Linked DNA regions of Homo sapiens: region 2 is linked to region 1. Evidence: read pairs that join two places in POLR2A ChIA-PET (ENCODE). Cell type or tissue: GM12878. All regions are shown on one strand. Each heading gives the region's core, and the rest is flanking DNA. Links, peaks and the distances in the headings are about the cores only. Region 1 holds the start of MIR9902-2 (microRNA 9902-2). Region 2 has its middle 5.8 kb from the start of VPS37B.

Region 1 (4,390 bases), core at 219-4,218:
TCATCTAGGCTGGAGTGCAGTGGTGTGATCTGGGTTCACTGCAGCCTCTGCCTCCTGGGTTCAAGTGATTCTCCTACCTCAGCCTCCCCAGTAGCTGGGATTACAGGTGTGCACCACCATGCCTGGCTAATTTTTGTATTTTTAGTAGAGATGGGCTTTCGCTGTGTTGCCCAGGCTGGTCTCCAACTCCTGACCTCAGGTGATCCACCTGCCTCAGCCTCCCAAAGTGCTGGGATTACAGGTGTGAGCCACTGTGCCCAGCCTCATTCCATCAGTTTTATGTATTAAGCGCCAACTGTGTGCCAGGCGCTGTTCTGGGTGGTGGAGATAGAACAAGGAACAAGGCAGCCACAGTCCTCTTCTCATCGAGCTGACTTTTGGAGTGGGGAGACAGGCAGGAATAAAAAGGAGCCTTGGGGTGGCTATGGGTGTCATGACTATGGTGGAGTGGGACAATGGGGATAAAAAGTAACCGGGGCTGGGGTGACTGGGATGGCTTCTATGAGGCATTGACCCTGAGCTGAGCCATGAATGACTAAACAGAAAAGCAATGCAAAAGTCTGGGGGAAAGACACGCCAAGCAGAGGGAATGGTAAGTGCAAAGGCCCTGAGGTGAGAATTAGGTTGGTGACTGCATGTTCATTTCCTGTGGCTGGGTGGCTTGGAACAATAGAAATGTATTCTCCCACAGATCTAGAAGCTAGAAGTGCAGAATCAAGGTGTTGGCAGGGTTGGTTCCATCTGGAGGCTAAGGGAAAATGTTTCATGCCTCACTCCGAGCTTTCGGAGACTGCTGGCACTCTTGGACTTTCCTTGGCTTGTAGACGCTTCACTCCAATCTCTGCCCCTGTCACCACATGGTGGTCCCCTCTGTGTCCTCTCCTCTTCTTACAGACACCTGTCTTTTCTTTTCTTTTCTTTTCTTTTCTTTTCTTTTTTTTTTTTTGGTCTGTATTTGAGACAGAGTCTCGCTCTGTCACCCAGGCTGGAATGCAGTGGCTTCATCTCGGCTCACTGCAACTCTGCCTCCTGGGCTCAACCGATTCTCCTGTCTCAGCCTCTCACGTAGCTGGGATTATAGGCATGCACCCCCACACCTGTCTAATTTTTCTATTTTTAGTAGAGACAGGGTTTTGCCATGTTGGCTAGGCTGGTCTTGAACTCCTGACCTCAGGTGATCCACCTGCCTCAGCCTCCCAAAGTGTTGGGATTACAGGTGTGATCCAGCAGGCCCGGCCATAAATATGCCTGTCTTTATAACCCACCCTAATCCAGGATGCTCTCATCTTGAGATCTTTACCTTAGTTATACCTACAAAGACCCTTATTCCAAATAAGGTTGTATTCTAAGGTTTGGGGTGAACATAGCTGTTGGGAACCAGAACTCAACCGACTATAGTGAGGAACAATGTGGCCAGCACGATGAGCGTGGGGCCTGCCATATAGTGAGGTCGTGATCCCCTTTCAGACAAAAGTAATGAAAGACTTGAGATGAAGATCATACTATATTTAAATGAAAAAGTTTCTAAACAGAATATGATATCCATTTTCTTTTAAAATACGTGTATCTGTGTACTTGTGTATGGAACAACAGACTACAGGAACACACACCAGGCTGGGCACAGTGGCTCACCCCTGTAATCTCAGCACTTTTGGAGGCCAAAGCGGGTGGATCATGTGAGCCCAGGAGTTCAAGACCAGCCTGGGCAACATAGCAAGACTCCATCTGTACAAAAAATATAAATATTTAGCCAGGCATGGTGGCACACACATGCAGTCCTAGCTACTTGGGAGGCTGTGGTGGGAGGATCACTTGAGCCCAGGAGTTTGAGGCTGCCGTGAGCTATGATCAGGCCACTGCACTCCAGCCAGGGCGACAGAGTGAGACCTTGTCTCAAAAAAAAAAAGAAAAAAGAAAGAAAGAAGGAAGGAAGGGAAGGAAAAGAAAAAAGAAAGAAAGAAGGACGGAAGGGAAGGAAAAGAAAGAAAGAGAGAGAGAAGGAAGGAAGGAAGAAAAGGAAAGAAAGAAAGAAGGAAAGAAAGGAAGAAAGAAAGAAAGAAAGAAAGAGACAGAAAGACATTCTGATACTCAGGCTGAGCCATTGGAAAGTATCTTCTACATTTGCTCTGTGTGTGTGTGTGTGTGTGTGGGTGTGTGTGTGAAAGGAGAAAGAGGAAGAGGAAGACAGAATTTATGTATGTAGATCTGTCTATGTGTCTATATATTGGAAAAGGTGGTTATAATCATATATGCATCTATTTTGCATTACTGCCTTTAAACCTGTCTTGCAGCTGTTTATTTTGGGGGCTTAGTTCTTGGGGTCACCAGATTCATGAGTTCACTCTCTGCTATGTAGACCAGAACTTCCTCACAGCTCTTCCCAACAATCTCTTTCCAGCATCAAGAGATTATCCCTAAGTCTAGATCCATAAAATCAGAGGAGCAAGATCATGTTCATTTCTGATTCTTTGAGCTCCCTTCCCTTTCGAGGTTCATTCTCTTATTTGCCCCACAATGCCTTACCTGAAGTGAGGGTGAAACCGCCTTTGCAAAAATTATAACGGAGAAAATTATGATGGTGAAATAGATCTAACCTCACTCCATCTTTCTTCTAACCTCCAAGCTGTCCTTGTTCAGTACTGGGCATAGGCCATACTAACTTCGGGAGGAACTTGTTTATAGTTTAACTTTGAAACAAAGACAATAACAGCCCTTTCCCAAAACGAACCCCCTTCCTGCCTGAGGGCTAGACTGCCTTTGCAGGACTAACAAATTAGCTATAAGATTAGAAATTACGGTTTACCAGCCATGCAGCCTCTGGCTGCAAGATTCTGAACCTTCCCAAATTGCTCCTGGGAATAACATCACTGTTGCAAAACCTAAAATCAGTGCTTGAGGTATTTTGCAGACCCTGCACTCTGATGCACCCCCTGACACCACCCAGTCCAGTAATCTGGCTCAACCAGTTCTGCCATCCCACCCAGGAACAGAAGACAGTAAGAAAACTCACTTTGACCCCTATGATTTCATCTCTAACCCAGACAATCAGCATTCCCCACTTCCCAAGCCCCTACCTGCCAAATTAGCCTTAAAAACGCTGATCCCGGATTCTCTGATTTGAATAATGATAAAACTCTGGTCTCTTGTACAGATGGCCCTGCAGGAATTAAACTTTATTGCAATTCCCCTGTCTTGTTTTTTTTTTTTTTTTTTTTTTCTTTTGAGACAGAGTTTCACAGGCTGGAGTGCAATGTCGTGATCTCAGCTCACTGTAACCTCTACCTCCCCGGTTCAAGCTATTCTCCTGCCTCACCCTCCCAAGTAGTAGGGATTACAAGCATGCACCACCATGTCCGGCTAATTTTGTATTTTTAGTAGAGATGGGTTTTCATCATGTTGGCCAGGCTGGTCTCAAATTTCTGACCTCAGGTGATCTGCCTGCCTTGGCTTCCCGGAATGTTATGATTACAGGCGTGAGCCACCTGGCCTGGCCCCGTCTTGATAAATTGGCTTTGTCTAGGCAGTGGACAAGGAGAACTCCACTGGGTGGTTGCAAATCTGGGGAGTCATCCGGGACCATCCTTGTGGATACCTGCCTGACGTTTGTTAGCCCTCCACCAGCGATGGATCTGGAGGCCCGCCCAAGTGGCAATTTAGTTCTTGGACTGGGGGCTAACTGTAGCACCGTCTCTACCAGCAGGGTGTTGCCAACTCATGGTGCATGGATTCAAATGCAATAAACAGTCCTGGGGAGATGTCCCGCTCCTGTAGCCCCATCATGGGTGTCTGATTTGGTGAGTATTCTAGGTGCTTCCAACAACCTCATCCTTCTGACCTGCTGGCCTCTCTGAAGGGGGTGTCTGCTCTAACTGGATCAAGAATAGGGGACTTGTTTGGAGGAACATTCTTGGTTTGTGATTTGGTCTGGAGTCTCTGTCTGCAAGTCCTTCTGCTTGTCTTTTTCACTTGAGTGTTTGTGTATGTACAGGAATTGCTGATGGAAGTCCAACAGGCTCTCCTAGTTTGTCTGGTCTGTCACATTTGCTGAACCCTGAAGGAACTGTTAGCGGAAGCGCAACAGGCCTGACTCGTGGTGATTTTCCATTGTTCTGGAAGCTGCAGGGAAAGGGAACCCAGAAATCTGGTATGCCAGCAAAGAGAGTAAGAACTTCTGACAAGCCAGGCTTCTGGTCTCTCTCTCTCTGTCTCTCTCTCACTCTCTCTCTCTGTGAATGGTAAACATCATTGTTTGTCTCCTCTGCAAGGGTTTGATTAATTGAAAAAAGGATTTATAACTGGGCACAGTGGCTGTAATTCCAGCACTTTGGGAGGTCGAGGTGGGCAGATCACCTGAGGTCGGGAAGTTCAAGACCAGCCTGGCCAACATGGT
Region 2 (4,390 bases), core at 202-4,201, 190 kb before region 1:
AACAACACTAAATAAATCTGTTGTGCATTCATATGTATATATGTTAAAGAATAAAAATGGTCTGGAAAAATTCACACCAAGGAGTGTTAACAGTGGTCGCCCATGGGGAGAAAGGATGAACAGTTGGTGGCCAAGGAGAACTTAGTTTCTTTGTCCTAATTTATTTATTTGTAAAGGATGATGGCGTGGAAGACTAAATAATAATTCCCCAATTACACCCACATCCTCATGCCCTGCCAGCGTTGTTTTGTGTGGTACAAGGTCTTTGCAGGTCTGATTAAGCGAAGGGCCTTGCGGTGGGGAGTGGCGCCTGGGCTATCCAGGTGAGTCCAATGTCATCACAAAAGGCTTCCTAAGAGGGAGGCAGGAGCGTCAGGGTCAGAGGAGGCAATCTGAAAACAGGCAGAGATTGACCGAGGCCCCTAGAAGCTGGGAGAAAAGCAAGGGAGCTGATTCTCCCCTCTGAGTTTCCAGAAAGAACCAGGGCTGCCAACATCTTGACTTTAGGACTTCGTGATTTTGGACTTCTGACCTGCAGAACTGTAAGAGAAGAAATGAGTGTTGCTTAAGCCACTAAGTTAGTGGTTGTTTGTCACAGCATAGGAAATGAATACAGGATTCATAGCTTCCCTGTACAGTTAAACATTATGCAGTTATATAAATAGAAAGGCTTGGGAGGAGGGAGTAGATTTCGAGTGCATCAGATAAGGCACCCCCCTCTTGAAAGAAGAGCGTAAACTAGGTGGGTTTCTGTAGCACTGACGTTGAGGGCAACAGGTCCAGGAGGTGAAGAGGTGGGGGTGACTGAGGTGGGAGCTGACATAAGATCATTAGCATATGCAGAATCACCTCGAGAAGGACCGCAAGGTAAGAGCAGAATAAACTGGTATCTTCACACATTTTCTGCCTAAGACGAGACATGCAAAATTTCACAGTGATTAGAATGTTCCAGATTTAGTGCCTGGATTAACACCTTCTGCTGAGAAGAATCTTCACTTGAAAAAAAAAGAAGAAAACACCCTGCATGGAATTCAAAGGAAAAAAAAAAAAAAACACCAACGTTATTTTCAGCACTACTAGGGGAAAGGTAAATTCAGGCAACACCTGTTGAATAGGTTTCAAGAGTTTTTGGAACCAGCTATGGGTCAGCTAATGTCGCTAAGGAGTTATATTGATTTGTCCTTAGCTATATGATTGCAAAGTGACACGTTCCATATAAGTAGAGTGTGATCTCTCTTGCTTTAAAAAAAAAAAGTAAGTGGGTAGGAGGGTGGATATGAATATAGTTGCTTGAATAAGCACTGAAAAAACTTCTGGAAGGAAACACAAGTTGTTAATGGTTTTTGTTTGACCCCCTTATCTACTATTTGAATTTTATTTTATGCCATTTTATTATTATTTTTGAGACAGGGTCTCGCTCTGTCACCCAGGCTGGAGAGCAGTGGCACGATCATATCTCACTGCAGCCTCCAAATCCTGGGCTCAAGCAATCCTCCTGACTCAGCCTCCTAAGTAGCTGGGACTACAGGCATGTGCCACCATACCCAGGTAATTTTTTTTTTTTCGAGACAGGGTCTCCCTTTGTTGCCCAGGCTGGAGTACAGTGGCACGATCACTGCTCACTGCAGCCTCGACTTCCTGGGCTCAGGTGATCCTCCCATCTAGTCTCCCAAGTGCTGGAATTACAGGCATGCATCACCACGCCCGGCTAATTTTTGTATTTTTAGTAGAGACAGGATTTCACCATGTTAGCCAGGCTGTTCTCGATCTCCTGACCTCATGATCCACCCGCCTCGGCCTCCCAAAGTGCTGGGATTACAGGCGTGAGCCACCACGCCCAGCCCGTACATGTTTATCTTTTTAAAAATTCTAGAACCGAAACAAAACTGATCACTGTGGCTACCTCTGGGACATGGGTTCAATAGGGTTTGTTGTTAACTTTTCAGCTTACACACTTCTCACAGTTTAGACAGTTTTTACAGTAAACAAACGTTATTTTTAAGTATTTGGATGTTAATTTGTATATTTTATTATAAATAGTTCAAATTTATCAAAAGGAATAGATAATAATATAAGCCCATGACTCAGTTAAGAAATTCAAGGTGCAAATTACTTTTGTAACTAAAGAAGCAAGCAAACAAAAACCTATAAAGGTTTCCTAAAAAAAAACAAAACAAAACAAAACAAAAAACCACCTTGAGAGGGTTTCAGTTTCTAGTTTCTCTCTAGAGAATTTGCAAACCCAATGCCTGGAAATCCTGTCTTTGTACTTTTACCTATGTGTAAACCAACTCAAGTGTTATAACCACTTAGACGTAAGGTTTTTCAACATTGTCAGGGTTCGAGGTGAATGTTAGAGCTGAGTTAATTTCTTAGTGGATGAACCTAATCTTCTTGAAACTGTCAGGCTTATCGCAATGCATATAAGCAGAGAACAGGCTGTTGCCTCTGTGGTTTATCTGCGGTGTCAAGGCAAATCAGGCAAAAAATGCTGCAGGGCCACTTTCTGAAGGCTATTTTAATGAGGAAAGCAAGGTTCTGGGACTTGAAAACAGTTGGGGTCCTCTCTAGGGGTGACCAGAGAAATCATTCATAAGGGAAGCAAAAGCTAAGTGGTCTTGCCAGGCGCGGTGGCTCACGCCTGTAATCCCAGCACTTTGGGAGGCCGAGGCGGGCGGATCACGAGGTCAGGAGATCGAGACCATCCTGGCTAACACAGTGAAACCCCATCTCTACTTAAAATACAAAAAATTAGCCGAGCGAGGTGGCGGGCGCCTGTAGTCCCAGCTACTCGGGAGGCTGAGGCAGGAGAATGGTGTGAACCCCAGGGGGCGGAGCCTGCAGTGAGCCAAGATTGTGCCACTCACTCCAGCCTGGGCGACAGTGAGACTCCGTCTCAAAAAAAAAAAAAAAAGTTAAGTGGTCTTGCAGTTGTTCTCCCTGGCTGGGTTGATCAACACAAGAGGTAAAAATAGCTTTATCACCTCTTTTTAAATATGAAATAATGATGCAAAACAGAAGCATTTTTGTTGAGAGATAAAAAAAAAGAGCAAGATTAAGACCCCCATCTTCCTTTAAGTAAATAGTAAGAAAAGTGAATTTTCAGTAACACTCCAGCAGGGAGTTTAGTGAAAATCAGGCTGTGAAAATCTGCCCTGCTCTGTTTCATGGCATATCACCCAATACATTTTTATTTATTGTGGGTTGGTGCAGCACGTAAGTTTGGGTTTGCAGGATTTTATTATTTTTGTTGGTGACCATTTTGGTTTTGCCAGTGATATTTAATAAACTCTTTTTTGTTTTTCTTGAGGTTGTGAGCAGCTACATTTACATTAGTTATATTCGTTTTCTTCCTTTTAGTTAAAAAAAAAAATACAAAAATCCTTGGCCGGGTGTAGTGGCTCACTCCTGTAATCTCAGCACTTTGGGAGGCCAAGGTGGGTGGATCACCTGAGATCAGGAGTTCGAGACCAGCCTGGCCAACATGTTGAAACCCCGTCTCTACTAAAAATATAAAAACTAGCTGGGTGTGGTGGCATGTGCCTGTAATCCCAGCTACTCAGGAGGCTGAGGCATGAGAATCACTTGATCCTGGGAGGCGGAGGTTGCAGTGAGCTGAGATCATGCCACTGAACTCCAGCCTGGGCGGCAGAGCGAAACTCTGTCTCAAAAAAACAAAAACAAAACCAAAAAAAACTTCAATCCACAAGCATTGTTGTAACCTTAAAAAAAAAATCACTAACTTCTCCACTAACAACTTAAATACTTTGTTACCCTCGAGTCTTTGTCCTATAGAAATATAGCTTGTTCATTATAATCAGTCTGTATACACATTATACATGTGATATATATACACAGACACACACACATACAGAGAATGAGAGAGAGAGACAGAGAAAGAGACAGGGTCTTAATCTCTTGCCCAGGCTGGAGTGCAGTGGTGCGACCACAGCTCACTGCCGCCTCAACCTCCTGGGCCTCACCAATCCTCCCACCTCAGCCTCCCAAGTAGCTGGGACCACAGGCATGCGTCACCGTGCCGGGCTATTTTTTTTTAATTTTATATTTGTAGAGACAGAGTCTCCCTCTGATGCCCAGGATGGCCTTGAACTCCTGTACTCAAGGGATCCTCCCACCCCAGGCTTCCAAAGTGCTGGAATTACAGGTGTGAGCCACCATGCCCAGCCTACATTTATATTTTGCCTTTGTACCTTAACTCATGTTGCTTTTTCCACGTAGCTTCATAGTCTTTGCGTATCTTATTTTAATGGCTGAAAATATACCATTGATCAGATTTACTACAATTTACTTAACCATTCCCATAGTGTTGGACATTTAAGTTCTCATAATGTCATTTATTCACCCTCCCCTCCTATGACCATTCTATAGA

The links. Peaks named below come from ENCODE experiments on the same cell type or tissue, not always from the same donor. Only the 100,000 strongest peaks of a DNase experiment are listed, where the experiment ranks them.
Region 2: POLR2A ChIA-PET joins it to region 1 with 5 read pairs; 2 of 35 experiments call an interaction of 5 or more read pairs at or near these places.

Annotation. Positions count from the first base shown.
Region 1 is chr12:122,709,153-122,713,542 of GRCh38, reverse strand. MIR9902-2 (microRNA 9902-2) reads left to right here and starts at 4,119; the gene lies at 4,119-4,211. In GM12878, for the core only: no CTCF peak of the experiment used is centred there; no DNase peak of the experiment used is centred there.
Region 2 is chr12:122,899,747-122,904,136 of GRCh38, reverse strand. No RefSeq gene overlaps it. Among named protein-coding and RNA genes, the nearest start is that of VPS37B, 5.8 kb to the right of the region's middle. In GM12878, for the core only: no CTCF peak of the experiment used is centred there; a DNase peak (open chromatin) is centred at 2,316; H3K4me3 peaks cover 590 bases; H3K27ac peaks cover 1,520 bases.